Regions from separate parts of the Mus musculus genome. Here regions 2 and 3 are each linked to region 1. The links are chromatin loops, found by intact Hi-C in ENCODE. Cell type or tissue: left cerebral cortex. All regions are shown on one strand.

Region 1 (8,000 bases):
TGTCTTGAGACCTTCAGACTCTGAGACTCCAGGGTCCCCTCACCACACTTCCCTGACTTGGGGCCAGTTTGATTCCAAGACTACTTGGCCTAGTCGGCATTTTGAGGCGCTGGTTCAAGAGCTGGCCAGACTGGATCCCTCTTTGAGCCGTACTCTTGCCGCCCAGCCCGGTCCAGAGCCACCGCAGGGCCTGCTGGATGGGCTTTTTCCTGTCGAAGAGATCCGAAGTGCGATGAGGCCAGCCCTTGAGGAGATGGGAGAGAAGGCTGCTGGCGCATCGGAGGAAGGGTGAGCATTAAGGACTCCTGATTCTGAGTATCTGCAGTCTAAGGCAGAAAGATTCAGAGAACTTTGGCTTTGTCCTCAGGTCTTGTGGACACCACCTCACGCAGGACCTGCAGACTTCCCAAGAGGCATCAAGGTCTGAAAACTCTACCCCCGACCCTGACCAATCAAGTGGCCAGGAATTCCCAGAAGGAAACAGCACCCAGGCCAAGAAAGTGAGTGGGGGAAGGGGTGGGGTGGGTAGGGGGATGGAAGCTGGGTGGGGCCGCGGCTTAGTGTCTGGTTGGAGAAATCCAGACTTGGCCCAGTTTTTGAATACTTAGGCCCTCCCGGTAGGTGGAACTAGCCCGCCTCCTCCAAAAGATGCTGCAGGATCTTCACGCTGAGCAGGAGCGACTGCGGGGGACCGCCGCAGACTGGACCCAACGCAACGGAGCTCTAGAGGCTGCTGTGAGCCAGGCCTGTACACCCCGGGAGCTGGAACGGTTCCGCCGGTTCATGACTGATCTAGAGCGTGTGCTTGGTCTGCTGCTGCTGCTAGGCAGTCGCCTGGTCCGTGTAAACCTCGCCTTGGCTAGGGCGGGCTCAAACAGCGACCCTGATGAGAGGGTAAAATAGGTTGAGGTTGGGGGAAGAGCAGGGTTTGGAGGGGCCTTCCTTCTACCGCCCGGATCATCCGGGAAGCAACGGTGTTCACTGCGCCCTCTCCCGGTGGTTCCAGGCCTCTCTGCTGCAGCGACTCCAACTTCTGCAGCGACAGCAAGAAGAAGCTAAGGAGCTGAAGGAGCACGTGGCTCGGCGGGAGCAAACCCTGCGTCAGGTGTTGGAGCGGGAGCTGCCCGCAGAGCATCTGCGCTCCTATTGTGTGCTGCTGGCCTCCAAGGCCAGGATCCTGTCACAGCAGCGCAGCCTGGACGATCGAATCCGGTTCCTTAAGGACCAACTGGACACTATCTGGAGCGACCTCAGCCATCATCCCCTTTCTCCCAGACTGACCTGGGCCCCAGCAATCCGTCCTCTAAACAAACAACCTTTTCTTGCTACCCTTATCTAGTTACATGTAGCGGAGGTGGGAACATTGTCCCAGGCTCACCCACAACTGGGGCGATGCTTTATAGAGAGCTTTCCCTTGAGGGAGTAGGGAGGAGTCAGACCAGGCCTTCCTAGGACACATCTTCCCACGGTGTTCTCCTGTGACCTTATTCAAGTTTGTAATTCTTTGGGAATTTGTGGGTCGTAAAAACTGCAGTATTCAAAGCCTGGCCTGGTGGTGTAGCTGTACTCCCCGCTATATGGGAAGCTGAAGATTTCAAGTGTAAGGTCTATCCGGGCTACAAAGGGAACTCAAAGCCAGCCTGGACAACTTAGGAGACTCTCCCTCAAAATAAGACGTAAAAAGAGGGCTGCAGGGTTTCGGGTTAGGTATACAGGGTTGGGGGAGGTCTGCCTCCACAAAAGACAGAAAAAAGAAGTCTGCAGGGGTGGGAGTTGGGGATACAGGGTTGGGGGTGTGTGTGTGTGTGAAGAGATGGACCAGCAGTTAAGATCACGTGCTGTTCTGCCAGAGGACCTGGGTTTTATTTCACGCATCTATGGTATATGGCCCACACCCGTCTGTAACTCCAGTTCCAGGGAATCTGACACTCTCTGGTTTGCACACAGGTAATGCACAGACATACATGCAGGCACAACACCCCTAAATAAACAAATAAATATAAAAGTAACTTAAAGAGAGGGCTACAGATAGAGCTGTAGAGTGCTTGCTTGCCATGTGTGAGAGTCTGGGTTCAAGCCCTCATAGAGCGACCACAAAAACAAAGCACAAGCCGGGCGTAGTGGTGCACGCCTTTAATCCCAGCACTTGGGAGGCAGAGGCAGGCAGATCTCTGAGTTCAAGGCCAGCCTGGTCTACAGAGTGAGTTCCAGGACAGCCAGGGCTACACAGAAAAACCCTGTCTCATAAAACAAAACAAAAACAAACAAACAAACAAAAACAACAACAACAAAAACAAAAAAACCAAAGAACAAAACCAAAAAAAAAAAAAAAAAAAAAAGCATGAGGAAGGATTATAAACCCTGCACACTCCCGTGTGATGGCGAGTCCCTCTGTCAGAGTTGGTGGGAGGCAGGAGGGTCAAGAGAGAAGAAGCTTAAGGTATAAACAAGCATTGCATTTTATATTCTAATAAACTCTCTAAGAGGAGCATGCATTGCCTGCAGCCGACAAGGGAAACTAACACTCTCTCTCTCTCTCTCTCTCTCTCTCTCTCTCTCTCTCTCTCTGTGTGTGTGTGTGTGTGTGTGTGTGTGTGTGAGATTGACAAACTCCAGCAACAGTCCAGGCTGACCAAAATGGAAGAGAGACTTGGTAAAGTGTCAGTCTGGCTCAGCAATGTCTGAAGAGACTGGAGAACCAGGTTTGAAAGCAGGAGGGGCTGAGGGGCATTCCACTGACCCCCACCCCCACCCCAGCAATTGCTAACTGCCCTGGTAACTGGATCACCACACAAAAGCATTTGCTATAGAAGTCTGATAACCTGAGTTCAAACCCCAGATTCCACAGAAGAACCAACTCCCAGAAGTTGTCTTTCTTTCTTTTTCTTTTTTTGTAATTTATTTATTCTTTTATGTATGAGTACACTGCTGCTGTCCTCAGACACACCAGAAGAGGGCATCAGATCCCATTACAGATTACAGATGGTTGTGAGCCACCATGTGGTTGCTGGGAATTGAACACAGAACCTTTGAAAGAGCAGTCCATGCTCTTAACCGCTGAGCCATCTCTCAAGCCCCAGAAATTGTCTTTTGACCCAACACAAATGCTGTGGCAGTCACACACCCATACACAAACACATGGTTTTGTCTGACCCTTACCAACTAACTATGCCTCCAAAATAAATATAGAAAGAAAGAAAGAAAGAAAGAAAGAAAGAAAGAAAGAAAGAAAGAAAGAAAGTCTGCTGAAGTTAGAGTCTGTCATCATAGCATTTGCCAGGCTGTGTGGAAGGTTTTTCTTGAGAACCATGAGTTACAGATGAAGATGAGGCCTGAAGTCCCAGAAAGGCAGCTAGGGCTTGTACTGTATTTAGAGAAGACTGATCCTGGGGTGGTATGTGATGGTCCAAAACACAGGACAAAACCGGCTCCATTTGTTCAGCCCTATGTACAGACAACCAGCTTTGCAAATTAACATGAGACCCGAGTCAGTATATCAGTTGCAAACAGCAGGGATAAGAATATTTTCTCTCAAAGGCTCAGGGTATTTTTGGAAGTTGGGCACATTAAAGGGCGCGTGTATGTGTATTTAAAGCCAATGGGCCTCAGAGCGAAAAAAATCTCTGCTTCTGGGCTTGTTTTCTGATGTGTATTGTCACTAAGTGCAAATGGCTGAGAACTGTAAATGGCCCTATTCATACTAAAGGCATCAGTTGCAACAGTCGGGCTATTGAGCACAGAACAATGTTCTCATTGTGATATTTTATAAAACGCATATGGGGCTCCTGCTGAGGCCATTGCAGGTCTAACGTTATGCTTTCCTTGTGTCGCCTTGAACCCTGTGGGCAGGGTCCGGGCACTAAGGTCTCTTGGAGGAGCCTTCTGCGTGGAAGCTGCTGATCTCTGCCTGTTGCCCTACGCAATTCCCATTTGAAACATCATGCTTCTGTTATGATATTCTTAGAAACACACCTAACACTGTCCACTCAGCCAATGGAAAGTGTGTATTTCAAAGCATTTCTGGCTTATGGGTGGGTATAGGGACGACTGCCATCTTTAGGCTAGAACAAACCTTGGTTCTGCGCCAGATTTTTCGAAGGGGAAATAACGAGATTTCCGTGCTCAACCCTGACAGTTTTTGAGTCACAGTTCCAGAGCTGGTCCTTGGGTCCAGCCTGATCTTGTCTCGTTCTTGCCTCAGTTTTTATCCTGTCCAATCGGTGGTTTCTTTTGAGGGCACTCAAGAATTCACAGCAGAGCATCGCAGACTTCAAGACTTTTGGGGGGTACTTGGAACCTGATGCGTTCGTTGGCCCTGCGATACACCGCCAGCAGATGGCACTGTTCCCTTATCATGGAAGCTTCCACCCACACCGTGGCCACCGGCAGCCTAGGGAGCTCGCACAAGCTCCAGTCTAGATACCAGGACTTGGCCTGGCTCTGATGGGCAATGTCCCTGTTGGGCTTGAAGGCTGGAACTGAGCCTTTTGCTTCTGTCAGAAAGAAATTCTGGCTAGCTAAGAAGGAAAAGGCTAGCTTGCCTTTCACTGCCAACAGGCCTGCGTTGGAAAATTGTTGACTAAATGAGATGTGCCGAGGAGAGAAGCTGGGGATGTGGGCCCAGAGCATCCGTTCAAGAACGTATCTGTCCGCTGCCTCCGCAGTTTGAGCAGTGATTCGGTGTCGCTCTCTCCCTCGGCTGCTGGAGGCGGCGCTCTGGGCCTTGCTGGATGTTTGGCTTTGGCTGCTGTTGCTGGGCAACAGGCATCACCGCGGCCTCCCTCCCGCTCATCCCGCCCCCGCTCTTCCACCTCCTCCTAAGAATTTAATTGGTGTACTTTTTACTTTAATACTGTAAATTGGAAATGGAATGGGGAAGCTATGTTCTTCGGCACCCCAAGCTGTCGAGAACATTCTGCTCGTTACAAAACGTTCCTCAGTCAGTAACTAGCGGAAACTCTGGGTCCTCACAGATACTGATGGAGGCACTGGCCATTCAGATGGCAGAGGCTCCCAGGGAAGGTTAGGGCAAATGCTCTGTACCCAGAAGAGGTGAATGGTGGGATAAAGAAGGACTACACTTTCTGTGAAGAAATCCTCTCAAGATTCCTGGTGTTACTGTCACAACTCAGCCACCACGCTTAGGGGGCTACTGTCTGTTATCTTTGGTATTTAAATCACTCAGCTTTTCCACCAAGAGAATTTGGTTCCCCACCCCCTCCCGGGGGGGGGGAGAGGAATGGATAAAGATTTCTTCTTTCTCTTCCCCCTCCCCCTCTATGCTTTCTCTTCTTTTCCTGTATCCCCCTCTTCCACTTCCCCTCCACCTTGGATCCTCTTTCAACTCCTCCTCCTCCTCCTCCTCCTCCTCCTCTTTTAGATTAATTTATGTTCACTATTTTCTTGCATGCGTGTCTGTGTGCCACATGCGTGCTTGATGGTGCCTTTGGAGATCAAAAGAAGGAGGAACAGGAGTCCCTGACTTTGGAGCGGGAACCCCTGACTCTGCAGCAGGAGCCCCTGACTCTGGAGTGGGAACCCCTGACTCTGGAGCGGGAACCCCTGACTCTGGAGTGGGAACCCCTGACTCTGCAGCAGGAGCCCCTGACTCTGGAGCAGGAACCCCTGACTCTGGAGCAGGAACCCCTGACTCTGGAGTTACAGATAGTTGTGAAGGGCCACGTAGATACTGGGAACAGAACCCAGGTCCTCTGCCAGAGCAAGCAGGGATCTTAACCACTGAGCCACCTCTCCAGCCCCTGAGAGCATCTTTACAAAGATTGGCAGGTGCTTTCAGCTCACTTGGTGGCAGTTTAGATGGAGAAGGTAAGGATAGTAGAGGGATGTGAGCTAAGAAAGACGGTATTCACTTGGGAGGCAGAATCAGGAGGATATGTGTGAGTTCAGGGCCAGTGTGGTCTACAGAGTGAGTTCCAGAACAGCCAGGGCTACATAAACAAACCCTGTCTTGAACCACCACCCCACCCCACCCCCACCCCCCAAAAGGGAAGGAACAAAGAGACATAGCTCAGTGATTGAAGATACCAGATGCCAATCCTGACAACAACCCGGTTTTATCTCTGGGACCTGTACAGCAGAAGGAAAGAGCTAACTCCTGGAAGTCATTCTCTGGCCTCCACACATGTGCCATCTCTCTCTCTCTCTCTCTCTCTCTCTCTCTCTCTCCCTCCCTCTCTCTCTTTCTCTCTCTCTCTCTCTCTCTCTCTCTCACACACACACACACACACACACATGCCCATACACATGCACATAACATAAAAAAATTAATAAAATATTGAAAGAGTGATATTGTTGGTTCTAAAGAGGATGGCTATTATTTTGAGACAAGACCTCAAGTACCCCAGGCTAGCCTTGAACTCTGTATATCAATATTCAGGATGACATTGAGTCCCTAGTCTTCTGTCTCACCTTATGGGGTCACAGGAATGTACCCCTATACCCACCTGATGATTTTAATTTATTTTTTTTGAGAAAGGGTCTTACTATTTAGCCCTGGCTCGCCTAGAACTTATCAATGTAGACCAGGCTAACCTGGAACTCACAAGAAATACTCCTGCCTCTACTTTCTGAGTGCTGGGATTAAAGGCAGGCACTATTATGTCTGCCTTAGATTTAAATATGTATATATGTACATGTCTATTTAAATACTATTTAAATATATGTATGGAAGGAGGAGAGAGAGAGAGAAAGAGAGAGAGAGAGAGAGAGAGAGAGAGAGAGAGAGAGAGAGAGAGAAGACCAGGGGAGGACATAGCTGAAGTAGCAAGGTTAGAACAAGAGTGAGAAACTAGGGGAGGGAAGCCCATGAGCTGGAGAAGTTTAGGGTAAGAGGCAGGGTGAGAAGGTCCAGGATGCTAGCACTGACTCTGTAACAGGTTCTTGTAATACTGAGGGAGCGTGGAGGCCATCATATATGTTAGTATGACAATGGGCACTACAGATAGCCACTTGACCTTTCTACCAGTGATAAGGAGGCGGACTCCTTTGGTAGTTCCTGAGAAATGCTGGCTTTTGTCTAATTGACAGAATTTGACAATGAGACCCTGTCTCAAAAGGAACAAAAAATATTATTTTATGTATATGGGTGTTTTGCCTGCATGTATGTGCCTGCAGAATCCAGTAGAGGGTGTCGGATCCCCTGGAACTGGAGTCACAGATGGAATGGGACCGGAAGCTGCCATGTCAGTGCTGGGAATAGAACCTAGATCATCTGGAGAAGCAGTCAGTGCTCTTACCTGCTGAGCCACTGCTCCAGCCCTGTTGATCCTATTTTAATTGCTACCATACAAAAGTGGGTTAACTCCCCTTTACATTTTTCCTAATAGAATGAAGTATGTTTGTTTGCAAACACAAATGTGGGTTTTTTTTTTTTGGGTTTGGTTTGGTTTGTTTTTGTTTGTTTGTTTGTTTGTTTTGTTTTGTTTTTTTAAAAGAATGATGTAAAGCAAATCCTGGAAACAACTCAGCACCCCCAACCCCTGCCCATAGGTTGCAGATCTCCGAGAGTCCTAACTATTCACTTGGTGTCGCTCCTTCTCCCGCAGTCTGCAGGATGGGAACTGCCAGTCTTTCATCCCACAGAGGACAGAGATGGAGTGTGGAGAATAGCCCAGAGTCACTGTTTTCGTGTCTGGTCCTGTGATTAAAAACAAAGTAAGGGAGTGAGGCTTTAATCAGAATGGCAGTTCCAGGGTGCAGTCCATCTGGGCAGAGAATGCAAGGCCGCTGGTGGTTGGAGCAGCTGGTCACACCGTGTCCAGACAGGAAGCAGAGAGAGATGAATGTGAGCTTGTCTCTACTCAGCTTCCTCTCTCTGTTTTACACAGTCCAGGATTCCCTGCCCAGGGTGTGGTCCCACCCAAGATCAAGTCATATAATCAAGGTAATTTTCAGAAGCCCATCTCTCTAGATGCTACCAGATTCAGGTCGCCAACACTAACCCTCACAGTCAATGAATGGGTTTAGGGATGATGCTATGC
Region 2 (8,000 bases), 160 kb after region 1:
ATGAGACAAATCGACCCTCACATGCTAACCATTGAGGCTGGGTAATGGGTTCCTCAGGGGTATTTTGTAAATATTTGACATTTTTAGAATAAATCCCTTAGAAGGTGGGGAGGTGGCTCAGCAGTCAAGAGTTTGTACCGTGCTTGCAGAGGGCCCAGTTAGGTTCCCAGCACCCACATCAGTTGACTTTCCACCACCTGTAACTCCAGCTCCCAGGGATCGGATGCCCTCTCCTGGCCTTTGGGGGCATTGCACACACACACACACACACACACACACTTTTAAAAAACAAAAACAAAACAAAACAAAAACTGATTTGGGGCCAGGGCATGATGGTTCATGCCTTTAATACCAGTATTTGGGCAGCAGAGGTAGGATGATCTCTGTGAGTTCAAGGCCAGCCTGGTCTACACAGCAAGCTCCAGGACAGCCAGGGCTACGTTGTCTCAAAAACAAAACAAAACTAGAAACAAATAAAACCAAACCAAAAAAGTTGATATGTGGCTCAGAGGCATAGCTCAGTGGTAGTGCACATGGGTAATGTGTGCAGCTCTGCAGAAAAGTGTGCATGGGTTTATATTTAAGTACTGGGCTGGGAAGATGTTTCAGGCTAAGAGAGCTTGCCAAGCAAGCGTGAGGGCTGGGTTCAGATCCCCAGCACCCATATAAAAAAGCCAACGTGGTCCCACAGGCACCTGGGAACCCCCTCACTGTGGAGATGGGGACAGAAGAGTGACTGGGATCGCTGGCTGCCAGCCTAGCTCCAGGCTCCGTGAGAGACACTGTCTTCAGAAGAAGGGAGATACTTGACCTTCTCATCTGCCTCTACATGTTGTACACAGACATTCATCCTCTACACAAACATAGAATTCATAGAAACTGAGTGTGTATATTAAGAGGCAGTAGATATCGTATGCATGTTTACTTTATATTATATAAAGTATAAACATGTAATTTGCATACACACCTCTCCAGAATTAGACTCTCCCCTCTCTACTGCCATCCTGTCCCACCCGGGTCTCTACAGGAACCTGATAAGCAGTCTCCCTGACCCTGCCCTTTGCAGCCCTCACTGCCAGAATGGCTCTGCTAAAATCTGATTCAGATACGGCTTGGCCTCAAGGTCTTAGACATTTTTCACAGTCCTCAAACTCCTGTCCCTCCTACCTATACCTCCTGAGTGCCGGAGTTAGGCTTCATGTGCTGTGCGTCTGTCTGATCAAGACTTGGGTCACTCCAGTACTCTTGTTTGATGCTTTGGTCTTGCTAATGCAAAGAACGTCTCTCACACAGACTCTCTCCAGCCAGCCAGACCTCTGTTTTCACCCATCTCACGAGTGAGGTGTACTTGGCTTCCTGTGCTCTGCCCCAACCACTGGCCAGTGGCTTCTCCTCTGTGGCTTCCGAGGTGCCTGGCACCTCTGTGCTGTTGCTCTATGTTGTCTCACTGTCTCACTGGATGTAACCTAACCTTGCTGTGCTCAGGAACCAGATCCGTGGTACCTGGTAAGGCTGCAGTGAATCCCTGAGGATGGATGGATGGATGGGAGGATGGGTGGGTGAGATGGATGGGTGGGTGGGTAGATGGATGGAGCTCTGCCTCAGAGTGGCACCTGAGACTTAGCCCAAGCAACAAGTTCTGCAATTTGGGGACACCATGGAACTTAAAGCCAGAGTTGATTTAACTCTGAATTCTTTCCCTGAGCCTTTGGCTGCATGTCTTCTGCCTATGTCTTCGAAAGGTCCAGATAAGGAACCATGATCACAGACATAGAGAGGACCCTACCAAAGTACATGCACTAGAGAAGAGGGTGTGTGGACAAGTGTCTGTGTGGCCTTGGGCTCCTCTGTTTCCTGAGATGCCTGGGACGATTTCTCACGAGAGAGAGAGAGAGAGAGAGAGAGAGACAGACAGACAGAGAGAGACAGAGAGAGACAGAGAGAGACAGAGACAGAGAGAGACAGAGACAGAGAGAGACAGAGACAGAGAGAAACAGACAGACAGAGAGAAACAGACAGACAGAGAGAAACAGACAGACAGAGAGAAACAGACAGACAGAGAGACAGAGACAGACAGGCAGAGAGATAGAGACACACACACAGACACAGAGAGACAGAGAAAGCACAGTTGACATCAGCAGCTATTCTCCTCTGTAAGGATCATGTGTCCCTGCAGCCTCAGCCTCAGGCGAGGAGAAGGCACTTCTGGCAGGGTTACAGCTGTGGCCATCCCAGGCCGGATCCTTTCCTGGAATTGCTGAGAGTTCTAGGACACTGTCCTGTCTCCAGCCCAAGTCCTGATCTGTCCCTTCCATGGACCTCAAGAATGTGCTGCATGCCAGGCAGTGGTGGCGCACGCCTTTAATCCTAGCACTTGGGAGGCAGAGGCAGGTGGATTTATGAGTTCAAGGCCAGCCTGCTCTACAGAGTGAGTTCCAGGACAGCCAGGGCTATACAGAGAAACCCTGTCTCGAAAACAAAAACAAAAACAAAAAACAAACAAACAAACAAACAAAAGAGTATGTAGCAGGGAGGAGAACATGGAGGAATAAAATAGATGAGAAATTGCTTTTCCCTCCGGATATCCCTGGAACTCCTTAAGAGCGGGCCTGGGTAGGGCTAGGAATCAGCCAGGAATCACAGGTGGCCATAACCTGGCTGCCCCATGAGGGCTGCTGCCGCACAAGGGCTGCAGGAAGAGCAATGCAGCCCCCACACACTGGTCCACTGTGATGCTCAGAGCGGAGATGACGAGGTTTGCTATATTTAATTTTGGTGCCTGCGTCACCTCTGACCACACAGCAGCCCAGACAGAGCAGGGCTGGGGGAGTTTCTTAGGCCCTCTGCGAGGGGATCACTTTCCACTCGAGATGGCACTGTGGAGGGGGAGGAAGAGAGAGCAACAGAAAGTGAGGTCGTAAGTAGAAAATTGCTTCTGGGATTTCGAGTGGCTTCGTCATGGGGCCCTCCCTGGCTGCCGAGAAATCAGTTGATCTGGGAAAGTTCGTTGCAAGCCATGCGCTCTGTCGCTTTTGGGTGGAGCCGAGAAATGAATGAAGATAATGAGGCCTCGTGACTTTTAGTTTTCACAGTGAGAGGGGGCACTGTGGGGGAAGGTGGCTATGGACACAGCTCTAGGCCTGACCAGCCTAAAGTGCGGGACCAGACAACCGGGGTTCCCCATGGTCAGGACACTCAGCCTGGTGCGTGGCCAGCAGCACCTGCCACCATCTCAGAGGAGAGGAGGGAAACAGACCTGGTACCCACTGACCAGCTGCCTGCAAGGGGAAAGGCGAGGCTGCAGCGTAAATGTGACAGTGGATGGCTTAATTAGCCCCATCCTCCTAGCTGTCCTCAGACACCATTGTCTGACATAGGCCTAGTCCTCTGCACAGCTCCTCTGCATACTGAGCAGAGAAACCCCTGAAGTGACTGTGTTTTCAACACCTTGCCTGAGTAGCAGAAGTGTTTGTTTGCTGTGGAGTTCAACGGAAATTGAATCTCATTTCTCACCTGAGCCCCCCCACCCCCCACCCCCGTCCCTCTCGCCTTCAGTGAAACCTCCTGAGCCTGGGGTGCTGAGGGGCAGCTCGCCCTACGCTCTGACCAGCTCTGTCTCCCACTCACCACAGGCTCTCAGCTCTCTTCAGCTCCCCTGTCTCTGGCCTTGCTGAGAGTTTCTTTTGCATATTAGAGAAAGTGCCCAGTGGCTTCCTAGATGTCCAATGGCTCTTCTAGGACCTAGAGTCAAGTTGATGCGTCAAAGTTAAATTTCTCCTGCTTCTTCCTCCTGCTCTTGCTCCTACTGGGACACCTCCTTGCTGTCAGCTTTAGCGGCTTTGTCTTGTGACAGTGTAAGGCATCCTCTGTCCCCAAAGGGCCCAGTGCTCCCTATTGAGAACCACAGGTTCCCCCTCTGTCTGAGGCACAGTGTAGAAGTGTGAAGAATTGGAGCTGTGGACAGGATGAGGATATGACTAGCTGTGGACCCCTAGTGGTGAGACTTGGAATGGCTCCATATGCATCTTGTAGAGTGAAGGCTCCTTTTGGAACTGGACTGGAAGAGAGACCTCCTTCATTTAAAAAATGAGTGTGTGTGTGTGTGTGTGTGTGTGTGTGTGTGTGTGTGTGTGTGTGTGTGTTTATGTCTATGTGTCTGTGTATACACAAACGTTTAAACGCATGTGCACCTGTGCAGCTCCATACGTATGGATGGAGGTCAAAGAACAACTTTTGGTTCTTGCTTTTGACCTTACTTTTTTTTTTTTTTTTTTTTTTGAGGTGGAGTTCAAGACAGGGTTTCTCTGTGAAACAGCCTTGGATGTTGTTGAACTCAACTTTACAAATCAGACTGACCTCAAACTCACAGAGATCTGCCTGCCTCTGCTTTCTGAGTGCTGGGATTAAAGGTGTGTGACACCATGCCCAGTTGAGATTGTATTTTCTTATCTTACATGATAAGGGTTTGCCTGCATGTATACCTCTGTGCACCATGTGTGTGCAATACCCGTGGAGGCTACGAGAGGGCGTCAGATCCTCTGGGACTAGAATTATAGTCTTGTGAGGGCTAGGCATTAAACCTAGGGTCTCCAGAAGATTAGCCAGTGCTCTTAACCAGATGGCTCTGAGCCATCTCTCCAACCCTGTTTCTTCCTGTTTCTTGAGGGACAGCTGTTCCATGGGTTTCAGGGCAATTCTCCTGTCTCCATCTCCTGTATTACTGTAAGAGCACTGGCATTCCAGTTGCTCTTCCTGTGTCTGACCTTTTGTACAAGTTCCAGACATTGAGCATAGGTCATCAGGCTTGAATAGCAAGAGCTTTTTATCCCCCTGAACCATGTCCCTTATTTCAGACAGACAGGCTGACACTTTGGCCAGTTAGGGGACCTGGGTAAAGATGAAGCTATAATCTATTCACAGAAATATTTTTGAGAAATATTGTTCTTGGGGCCTGGAGAGAGGGTTCAGTGGGTAAAAAGCTTGCCTTGAAAGCATGAGGAAAAGGGCAGGGGGTGCACACTCGGAACTTCAGCACGGGGGAGGCAGAAGTTAAAGGATCTTTGGGGGTTGCTGACCAGCCAGCATAGCCTAATAAGAAAAGTTCTAGATCAGTGAGTGAGAGACATATAGAGAGCAGGTAGACGGCTCCTGAGGATAACACCCAAGGTTGTCCTCTAGCTTATCTACACGAGTGCGCACGCACACACACACACACACACACACACACACATGTATACACATGCACACAGTCACACACACATGCACACTCACACATGCACATACATGTACATACATGGGTACACACACATACACACACACACTCATACACACATGTATATATATATGCATACACAGTCACACACACATACACACACACACTCATACACACATGTATATGTATATGCATACACAGTCACACACACATGCACACTCACACATGCACATACATGTACATACATGGGCGCACACACATACACATTTCACCCTTTTTTAAAAATAGCAAAGCAAGCTGGTCAGTGTGGCGCACATCTTTAATATCAGCACTGGGGAGGTAGAGGCAGGTGAATACGAGTTTGAGGCCAGCCTGGTCTACATATCAAGTCTCAGAATAGGCAGGGCCACAGAGAGAAACTCTTGTCTCAAAAAAAACCAAAAACCAAAAAACAAACAAACAAAAAAAACCCCAAGAAAACAAAAAAACAAAACAAAAAAAACCCAAAACAACAACAAAAGCAAAAAACCAACAAAAAATGGTCCATTTAATCTTTGATTTTAGACCATGGGTAGAGAAGGAGGAGAGAAGGCCACTGCTCACCCCGAACTCTCCAGCAGGGCTCCCAGCAGGAAAGATGGAGGAGACATCCTCTTCCCTGCCTTTGTAAGTTCTGTCTGGCACCATGTCCTTCAGTACTCAATCTGGGTGGCCGGTGCTGTGCCAGCACAGATAGTCCTCAGAAAAGGTGACCTCTCTGGCAGGACTGGAAGCCAGTCCTGCCCTGCTATCCATATTCCCTTTCTTGCAGAGTAGCTGGCTCTGGGCGCTATTGCTTGGTCTCTTCTGCCTCTCTTCTTTGTCAGCTGTGAGGCAGGAAGGGGAGACTATTCCCCATGCGTTGGCTAAGTTGCTGCCATGTCATCTGGTGTTGCTGGGTTGACATGCAACTTTGAGTACTGGAATCTCAGATCTGGCCTGTTCCAGGAGGGCTCCTGCTGTCATTCAGAGTTTGAGCGGTCCCTGACCCCCACCCCACGCCTGCCACACAAGTTTCCTGCCCTTCTCAGTGGCTTTCCGCTCTGGGCAGCACCTCCCAAGGATGCCACCAGACATCATGTTAGCTAGCGCTTACTGATGCAGCCGTTCCCAACACTCCAGCTTGCGGGCCAGCAAGGGAGAGGCAGGCCACCTGCTCTGAGGTGCTGTCTTCCATGTCTGTCTACCCTAGTCCCCACATGTATCTGGTCCATCCCAGCGTACAAAACTGAACAGTTTGTCCTTAGAAAGTAAGTGGTGAATGTCTCATCACCAGGGGACATCCAAACAGGCAGTATACTGGAAAGAGCCATGCATTTAGGCGGGTGACTTTTGAAAGAGGAGGCAGAATGTAGCCTTTATTTCCTCCCAGTACATGCCTTGGACGAGCCTCCTGCCCGCATCATGCCTCGGGCTCTTTTTGTTGATGTTGTTGTTTTGTTTTTTTGTTTTGTGGTGACAGGGTTTCTCTGTGTATCCCTGGCTGTCCTGGAACTCACTCTGTAGACCAAGCTGGCCTCGAACTCAGAAATCCGCCTGCATCTGTATCTGCATCTGCTGGGATTAAAGGCGTGTGCTACCACTGCCTGGCTCAGTCAGTGCTCCTAACCACTGAGCCATCTCTCCAGCCCATGCCTCGGGCTCTTATGTGCCCTCCTAGGGTGGCAAGGGAGACCTGAGACTGTGTGGGTGGTACAGACAAAGCTGGCCAGTCATCAGGAGATACCCAAGAGGTTCCCCGCTTGCCCCAGACATTTCCTGGCCCAAGCTCCCCCGGATCCCCCACAGTAGACAGGGGGCGTGTCTCCTCGGTCGGCCACAGACCAGAGGACTTACTCTCTCTCAGCCCAGGTCCTGCTCATCACTCCTCCTATCTCTCCTTTGAGCAGCCTACCCCACACTGGGCTCCTCAGTTTGGAGCCCACAGAGCAGCATCCCCCAGGGCCCCCCAAAAAAAGACAGCCAAAGCAGGCAGGCCTATCTGTCACCATCTTTATTTCCGGTTTCTAGTTTGACAGTCAATGAAAAGTTTGTTCAGTGACAAACCCACCACCCTCCCCCCATTCACTACACATCACCTTGAGTGTAACAGGCCATTCTTCCATATATTATTAACTCTTTGCTAAGCTATTTAATACTTTAAATATAAGAACAAAACAATAAGTTATTTCATGGCTGAGGGCTGGTTGCTGCCGTGGCAGACAGGAGTGTTGCTCTGGCCTCCCCTCCCATCTCCTGCCTGGGGTGAGACCTGGAGGCTACAGTGAGGTAGCAGAGTTATGTATACAGTAATATTGCCAGGGACCCCAGAGCCCACTGCTTCAATGCTGGAGCCCCCAGGGCATAGGCAGCAAACCATGTCCCCACCGGGATACTGACAGACTCATTTAAATAACACACAACCATAATAAATAAGATCAAGAAGAAATGTGCTCAAGCTGCTGCCTGCCTCAGTTGCCCTGTGTGGACCAGGCCACAGGCTGGACTCACGGTCTTGCTGCAGTTTTCTGTAGGGATGGGATGGGGCGGCGGGGGTGGGGGTGGGGTGGGGGTGTTGCCAGGCTGAGACCCTGAGCACTAGGCAGGCAGTGCAGGCTGAGGCCAAAGCTGAGGCATCTCCCTTCCTCCTCAACCCTCCTCCCTGCCTCTCCCCAGCAAAGTCTGATGTGAGAAAGGAAAATGAGTCCACAGCTGAGATGCCCAGGGATGGTCTCTCCTCATTAGAAGGGGCCGTGGCGAAACAGTTGCT
Region 3 (8,000 bases), 380 kb after region 1:
TTCTGGGTTTAGTTCCCAGCACCACAATACATACATACATACATACATACCATACCATACACACATACTAGGCCAGTGAGATGGTTCAGAGGGCAAATATGTAACCAAAAAAAAATTTACAAATAAAACTACTGACTCACTGGAAGTTACACCTTATAATGTGTTTAAGAGTGACCCCAACACTCCCTCTATTTTCCAAGCAAGGGAATGAAACCTAGAAATTAAATTGGAGACACATTTAAGCCACACCCCTTTTTACATGTTTGGCCTGTGTGGGGGTGGGGGGGAGGGAAATTCACTTCTATTCCAAAGCAGACCATACCAGCGGAGGAGCTCCCTAAAAACAGAGCCCAGTGCAATCACCAGTATTGCAGTCTCAGTGAAGGAAGGGCTGCCGGAAGGAAAACACAATTCAACTGAAAACTGCTAAGTGGTGACTTCAAAACAACCCACCCGGAAATGCCTTATGACTGTGTCCCCGCCTGCTCTGTCCTTCCCCAAGGCGCTCACACCTGTGTTTTACTCAAAAGCAGCAGCCCAGCCCCAGGGCTTTCTAAGGCCGGGTGGGCAAGAAGCTGAACACGGGCACACAGAGGTGGTAGGGAGAATTCCAGCCACCCATGCTGTAGACAGGGGCAGGCTCAGGGAACAATGTCCTGTAGCTACCCAGCAGCACCCCAGGCCCCCAAGCTACATCCCAACTTCTGCTATTTCTCTCCTCTCTCTGGTCCTGGCCTCCACTGCTCCTACTCCCCTGTTCAGTCCACCTTGGGAAAGCCCTGGGAAGAGTCTCCACTCTCAACAACTGCCCATTCTCTCCAGAAAAACCTCAAGACCCATACTTTCATTTCTTGCTTATTTTTTAAAAAATTATTATTACAGTTGTGTGTGCAGGTTTTTTGTTTGTTTGTTTGTTTTTAAAGGAAAATTAAAAAAACAAAACACTCCCCAAATCACAAATTCATAGTTGGGGTGCCTACTGACCCAAGTCAGGCAGCATGAAATGCCCCATTTGTCCCAGAGGTTCCTGGTTCATAGCAGTCAGTCAGACATGTTTGGGAAGACTTGTATGAGAATCTTAGCTATCTGTGACCAGCGCTTAACCAACTCAGATAACACCCATCCAGACATCTGCAAGCACTTAAAAGATGAAGACTGCTCCCAAAGTCACTGACTGGGATAACAGCTCACTTGCAGCAAGAATTTGGTTCTTTTGTATCAGTTTCTAGAATGAAGCCAAGCCAGCTATGCCCCTGGAGTTCAGTGTTTGTTGGTGTGAGTCCCTCAAATGTGTCGCAAAACCTCGGTACAGAGGAGGGCTTTTCAAGTTTTAAAAGAAAACTTTTCCAAGCTGGGAGGTGGTGGGGCACATTTTTTTTTTTAAGATTTGTTTATTTATTATATGTAAGTACACTGTAGCTGTCTTGACGCACCAGAAGAGGGCATCAGATCTCTGTTACAGGTGGTTGTGAGCCACCATGTGGTTGCTGGGATTTGAACTTCGGACCTTTGGAAGAGCAGTCGGGTGCTCTTACCCCCTGAGCCATCTCACCAGCCCCCGGGGCACATCTTTAATCCCAGCCTGGGAGGCAGAGGCAGGTAGGTCTCTGTGAGTTTGATGCCATCCTGGTCTACAAAGGGAGTTCCAGGATAGCCAGGGAGACGAAACCCTGTCTCAAAACCAAACCACCACCACCAACAACCCTTTCCAGTTTGCAGAATGGAATCTGACACATTTTACCAGCTAGCTGCACCATCTGTCCTCTAACTGGTAATTTGTTTGTTAACTTTGTGGTGCTGGGGCCGAAGCATGCAGACTTGGACATCCTAGGCAAGCATTCTGGCTCTTGTGATGCGACTTCAACCCTTAACCAGTAAAATCTGAATCATGCAGATCAGGGAAGTTTGGCCAGGGTGTTTCAACAATTTGGGTTAAAAGAAACGGGACAGACAGTTGAATAAAGGATAGTAAGTTTAAAGTCAGGTATAGTTTGAAGATTATGTTTTTGTTTCTCGTTAATTTCACTTTGTTTTTCTGGTCAGTATGAAGACAAATGTGGTTCATCTCCCATCCACTGGAGGCCAAAGGGGTAAGAAACCAGGGGTCTTGGGGCATCCTAACTTGTTCTGTAAGTCACAGTTCGTTCTCTCTCTCTCTCTCTCTCTCTCTCTCTCTCTCTCTCTCATTTTTTTTAGGTGCTGGGAATGAAACTCAGGGTAGGCCAGTTCCCTGGGTGACACCCCTAGCCCTGACTTCTGTATTTCTAACTAAAGAATAACATCACCACCACCACCAGCCGTTGTTTTTTTTTCTACCACTGAGCTACATCTCCAGCCCTAATATTAGCTGTTTAAAAACATGTTTGGGGGCTGGTGAGATGGCTCAGTGGGTAAGAGCACCCGACTGCTCTTCTGAAGGTCCAGAGTTCAAATCCCAGCAACCACATGGTGGCTCACAACCATCCGTAACGAGATCTGACGCCCTCTTCTGGAGTGTCTGAAGACAGCTACAGTGTACTTACATATAATAAATAAATAAATCTTTAAAAAAAAAAAAAAACATGTTTGAAGTTCCATTTTATTTTGTGTGCCTGTCTGTGTGCACTTGTAAGCACCACAATGGACATCAGAGAACATCTTGTGGGAGTTGGTTCTCTCTCTCTGCCATGTGGGTCTTGTGGACTGAACTCAGGTCTCTGGACTTGGCGGCAAGCACCTTCGCCTGCTGAGCCACCCCACGTCCATCCCCCTCCTCCTGGTAGTAATTCTTTCTCTAGGCTATTGACTGTGCTTGAGAATAAACCCACTGCCACAGATAGCCAAAATGAAACAGCAAACAAATGAAGACAATTTAAGAGAGAGAAGAGAAAGGAACTAAACTGCATGGTGCCCATCTTCAAGCCCACCACTTAGGAGGCAGAGGCAGGCAGATCTATAAGTTGGAAGCCAGCCTGGTCTACAGAGTGAGTTCTCAGACAGCCAGGGCTACTGTTGAAACTCTGTTTCAAAAAAAACAAAAACAAAAACAAAACAAAAAAAAAAACAAAGCGAGGAAGGAGGGGTGAAGGTAGGAGGGAGCAGGAGAGGGAGAAAGAAACTGGATTGTAAACAAAATACATCAATTAAAAAGTTGTTTTGGAAGGCAGGAGAGATGGCTCAGCGGTTAAGAGCACTGACTGCTCTTCCAGAGGTCCTGAGTTCAATTCCAGCCCCCACATGGGGCTCATACCCATCTGTAATGGGATCCCATGCCCTCTTCTGGAGTGTTTGAAGACAGCGATCATACTTGGAGAGTCTCACTACGTAGCCCTGGCTGTCTGGGAACTTACTATGTAGATCAAGGTTTCCTCAAACCCATAGAGATCAGCCTGCAGCCCTAGAACTAAAGATATGAACTATTATGCCCAGGCCCAAATTTAAATACTTTTTAAAAATTAGTAATTTTAGGCAAAAGACAAAAAGCAAACTTGATTTACAAAATACCTCTTTCTTCCAACCATAAAAACCTCACTCTTTTTTTGTTTGTTTGTTTTTTGTTTTTCAAGACAGGGTTTCTCAGTATAGCCCTGGCTGTCCTGGAACTCACTCTGTAGACCAGACTGGCCTCGAACTCAGAAATCCACCTGCCTCTGCCTCCCAAGTGCTGGGATTAAAGGCGTGCAGCACCACCGCCCAGCAAAACCTCTCTCTTAAGCAGGGTGTTTGGTAAAATTAAGATCCAACATTCCAGCTGAGTGTCTGGAATTCCATAGGATGAAGACAGTGTGGAGCAAAGCTGACCCAGGTTGGGGCTGAGCAACAGGGACCACCAAGGTTGCTGCTGATGTCACAGGAACCTTCTCAGGTGGGGACTTAAAGGGATCGCAGCTGAGGGACAGTCATCACACCAAGCCCAGCAGGTGAAATTCAGGGAGGGCGGGTAGAAGGAAGGAGGGGTGCAGTGACTTTGGCATGAAAAGGCAGAGGTAATCTCAACAACAATACAACATTTGGTAGAAACACTAACAAAATGGGATTAAAAAAAAATAGACCACCAGCCCATTCAAGTCCACTGAGTTTTCTTTAAAGCGTTATTTTTTGTGCCTGTGCATGTGCACAGCTGTGTGTGTGTGTGCCATGAGAGGCCCGAGGAACACATCAGTCTCTGGAGCTGGAGTTCCAGGGGTGGGTTATGAGCTAGGAACGGAACTCATGTCCTCTAGAAAGAAAAGGATGTGTTCTCCACCCGCAAGCATTCGCAGCCCCTGAGGTCTCTCCAGCCCCTCAAAGGACTGAAGCACAAATAAGGTCTTAGGGTAAGTAAGCTATTAAACTAATGGGTTGTGGGTGGGGTGATCAAGGGAGTAGTCTGGCCTTAGGGCTGACAGAAATCGGGATCTGGTGAGCCAGGATAAGTCCCCAGTGGACCCTGAAGCACTACAGAGCAGCTGTGAGAGCGACTAAAGAGCCTAGCACAGATACCTCACACTCCAACATACCACACACCTGCTGAGCTACTGGGGTGCACTTTCCCCACTCCCACCCGGAGTCCTTCATTCCCTGCAACATTAAAAAGATAGCTGGTTTCACAGATTATGGTTTTGTAGACGAATTGTGAATATCAACTAACAACTCCAACACAGAACACATGTGGTTCACATCAGCGCCTACAATCTAACGCAGGAGGCTGCAAAAGCTCACACTCACTCGGGGCTGGCTTCCAGGCAAGTCTTCAGAAGGAGGGAGTCCATTTTCTTCTTTCTTGGCTGTCCAGCCTCCTGACATCACAAGGAGGCCCGGGGCATGCTGCCACCTGCAGGCCAGACATAGAAACACTTAAGACTGACCCAGAGCACTCAGCTAAAGCCACCCACCAAAGCAAGCTCTTCTGGCCCTCCCTACCTCCCTGCCCTTTCTATTTTATTTTATTTTATTTTATTTTATTTTATTTTATTTTATTTTTATTTTGAGACTGGGCTGTGTAGCGCTGGTTGGCCTGGAACTTGCTTTGTGGACCAGGCTGGCCTCAAACCCACAGAGATCTGGATGTCTCTGCCTCCAGAGATTAAAAGGCACAGGCCACCACACCTAGCTGCTGTTTAAATTTTATTTTTTAGACCTTGATATCAAAGCTGGCCTGAAACCTGTGATCCCCCTGCCTCATCCTACGAAGTGCTGAGACTGGGGGTAAGTGCCGCAACATCTGGCAAGTATAAACATTAAAAAAATATTACATGTATGTATTCGTCGACTTGGGAGGGGAGTGTGTGTGTTGGCATGTATGCTCTACAGCGTGTGTGTGGAAGTCAGAGGACAACTTTCAGGAATTTGGTCTTTCCTTCTACTCTGTGGGTCTTGGGGATTGAACTCAGATTATCAGGGTAGAAGAGAAGTGCCTTTACCCCACTGAGCAAGCTTGCCAGTCCCATCCAATTTTTCTTTCTTTTATTTTTCTCCCCCTAACCCCAAGATAAGTCTTTCTACATAGCCTGGCTATCACAGAACTCACTGTATAGACCAGGCTGGCCTCCAACTCAGAGATCTACCTGCCTTAGCCCTCCAAGAGCTAAGATTAACACACCAACCCACAGACATTTCTTAATGACAGCAGCTAACCCACACGCAGCTGTAGACCACATGCTTGGCTTTTATTCATTTATTGAATCCTCAGAGCAACAGGTGAATGTTTTTTAAAAGGTCTCCACCAGTCAGCCTAATGTCAAAATTAGGCTGGGTGATTAAAATGAAGAATGGGGATATCAGCTGATTTCAAAGAGGTTGGTGAGAAATGGAAACCTGGAGATGCTGAGTACCCTGGAGGCTGTTCCCACATCTTCACGAATACAGCACCGCCCTGGTATTTGGGGTGAGAGATGCATACACACAAGATAAATTTCTCCTCTCAGGGCTTCCACTCTACTACTAGAGGTAACACAGGAAAGATGGTAAATGCGGAGCAGGAGCTACACAATGGCTCAGTGGGTAAGTACCTGCACAGGAGCAAGCAAGCAAGCAAGCAAGCAAGCAAGCAAGCAAGCAAACAAGCAAGCATCAAGACCTGAGTTCGATTCCCCAGAACTCATGTAAAGCCAGGTGCAGTGGTGCATGCATCTATACTCCAAACGCTCCTATGGGGAAGCAGGAGATGAGACAGGAGAATCACCAGAAGCTCACAGGCCACTTAGCCAGGAGGGCACAGCACAGAGGCAACCAACCCAGACTCTGCTTCCAGCAAAGTGGAAGGTGAGGACCATAGGCTGAACTTGTCCTTTGATCTTCACACATTCACCATGCCTTGTATATGCACACACACACACACACACACACACACACACATCCATAATACACATGTGCACATGCACACTCACAGACACACATGCTGAGCACGAGCAAAGTATAGGCGGTAGAAAACGAGATCAACAAACAAATCTCGTGTATATTCCTTTGTCTTCAAGAGCTCCCTGACCATGTCAGGTTTTGCTTGCAACTGCATGTCGGGCACCTGCTAGGGATACAATCATAGGCAAGCTTTAGCCAGGCTCTTAGCTCCTATGGAGTCTTTACATAGTAACTGTGGTCCCTGCCGCCTAGAGTGTTACCACAGGAATATTTGCTACTCTCTGTAGAGTGAGGACATCTTGGGTGGGGTGGAGACCTGCAGTAGGGAGCATGCTCTGTGTACAGGTTAGGTCACAGACAGGAAGCGGTGTGGAGGCAGCAGGCGGCTAAGAAGGGGCGTGGCCAGCCTTTCAGTGCACTTGATGCCAAACAGTCGTATCCTCTGTGAACCACAGCAACTCTCAGGGTCCTGGGCAGAGAGGAATAATGTGCTCAGATGTGTGTTTTTAAAAGATTATGCTAGGTAGTGAGTTGAAAGGCAATCATCTCTCCAATGATGTGGATGTCTGAATTCCTGAGACTGTCATATGCTCCTGCACACAGACAAGGGGGTGATGCAGATGTGAGTGAGTGTCTTGAGAAGGAGAGAGCATTCAGGTGAATGTATTAATCACAGTTCCTCCTTAGGGGTTCCTGAAAGAATTCGATACTGCCAGACTCTTCCAGAACCCTTAAATAATGACTGTGTTATTTTAAGCCACCGAGTGGTGTGTGCATGAGCAAATGACAGAGGACAATTTGTGGAATTTGCTTCTCTCTCTTATGTGCGATCGAACTCAGGTCCTAAGACCTGGATAGCAGCAGTGGGAGATGATGAGGCTGTGTGTCAGAGAGCAGCCTTCGCTTCAGTGAAGAGCCAGCTCTAGTACCCGGAAAAGACTGGGAGATGATTAGGAAGGCTGCTTCCCTGCAATGTGCCCCCTGCTCCAGTCCCCTTGCTGCATGCAGGGTCACAGGGGCCTAACTGGATTCTAAGAGCATAAAGAGACCAAGGCCTGCCTGCAGATGGCAAATCTGGCAGACTTAGGGGCAGGGGAAAGTTCACTCTGTGTGTGTGTGTGTCTATGTATGTATGTGTGTTAATATATAAAAATGGTTTGTTTGCAAATGGTATGTGTATGCCTGGTGCAGGTGGAGGCCAGAAAACAAAGCACTAGAGCCCCTGGAACAGGAGTGATGGAACCATGAGCCACCATGTGGGTACTGGGAATTGAGCCTGGCTCCTCTGAAGAACAGCCAGTGCTCTTAACCACTGAGCCATCCCTCAAACTCTCAAGTTTTTGTTGTTGTTTGTTTTTAAATTTTACATGTATGTATGGATGTTTGCCTACATGTAGGTCTGTATAGCACATGTATACAGTGCCCATGGAGGCCAAAGGAAGACACTGATCCCCTGGAACTAGAGCTACAGACAGTGGTTTGCTACCATATGGGTGCTGGGAATTGAACCTCTAGAAGAGGAGCCGTAACTCCTGAGCCATATCTCCATCACACTGGTTCTTGAAACAAGGTCTCATGTTTCTCAGGCTGGCTTCAAACTCAAGTAACCAAGCATGATCTTGATCTTCCTGCTTCTGCCTCCCAAGCTGGGGGATTAGAGGGGCTTGCTATCACACTTTTTA

What was found. A loop is a pair of places that touch in the nucleus more often than their neighbours do. Peaks named below come from ENCODE experiments on the same cell type or tissue, not always from the same donor. Only the 100,000 strongest peaks of a DNase experiment are listed, where the experiment ranks them.
Region 2: a loop joins it to region 1, with 3 times the contacts of the local background. A loop is called at or near these places in 19 of 42 quality-filtered maps.
Region 3: it touches region 1 in a loop (3-fold over the local background); 6 of 42 quality-filtered maps call a loop at or near these places.

What each region holds. Positions count from the first base shown.
Region 1 is chr11:53,465,757-53,473,756 of GRCm38, forward strand. Shroom1 (shroom family member 1) reads left to right here. Exons shown (of 8, transcript NM_027917.3): 5 at 1-288; 6 at 368-500; 7 at 622-894; 8 at 1,007-2,010. The coding sequence ends at 1,339. Among named protein-coding and RNA genes, the nearest start is that of Sowaha, 10 kb to the right of the region's middle. In left cerebral cortex, CTCF peaks have their summits at 992 (motif pointing left), 2,945 (motif pointing right), 4,333 (motif pointing right) and 7,119 (motif pointing right); DNase peaks (open chromatin) are centred at 726, 1,013, 4,083, 4,375 and 1 more place; H3K4me3 peaks cover 1,154 bases; H3K27ac peaks cover 4,552 bases.
Region 2 is chr11:53,624,094-53,632,093 of GRCm38, forward strand. Il13 (interleukin 13) reads right to left here. Exons shown (of 4, transcript NM_008355.3): 4 at 7,230-8,000. The coding sequence ends at 7,972. Among named protein-coding and RNA genes, the nearest start is that of Il13, 6.6 kb to the right of the region's middle. In left cerebral cortex, CTCF peaks have their summits at 218 (motif pointing left) and 3,988; a DNase peak (open chromatin) is centred at 3,989.
Region 3 is chr11:53,845,319-53,853,318 of GRCm38, forward strand. It overlaps Gm12216 (predicted gene 12216), which reads right to left. Exons shown (of 4, transcript NR_033332.1): 2 at 4,687-4,792. It overlaps Gm30785 (a long non-coding RNA gene), which reads left to right. Exons shown (of 3, transcript XR_879845.2): 3 at 2,044-2,386. Among named protein-coding and RNA genes, the nearest start is that of Gm30785, 9.1 kb to the left of the region's middle. In left cerebral cortex, CTCF peaks have their summits at 1,396 (motif pointing right) and 4,793 (motif pointing left); a DNase peak (open chromatin) is centred at 4,770.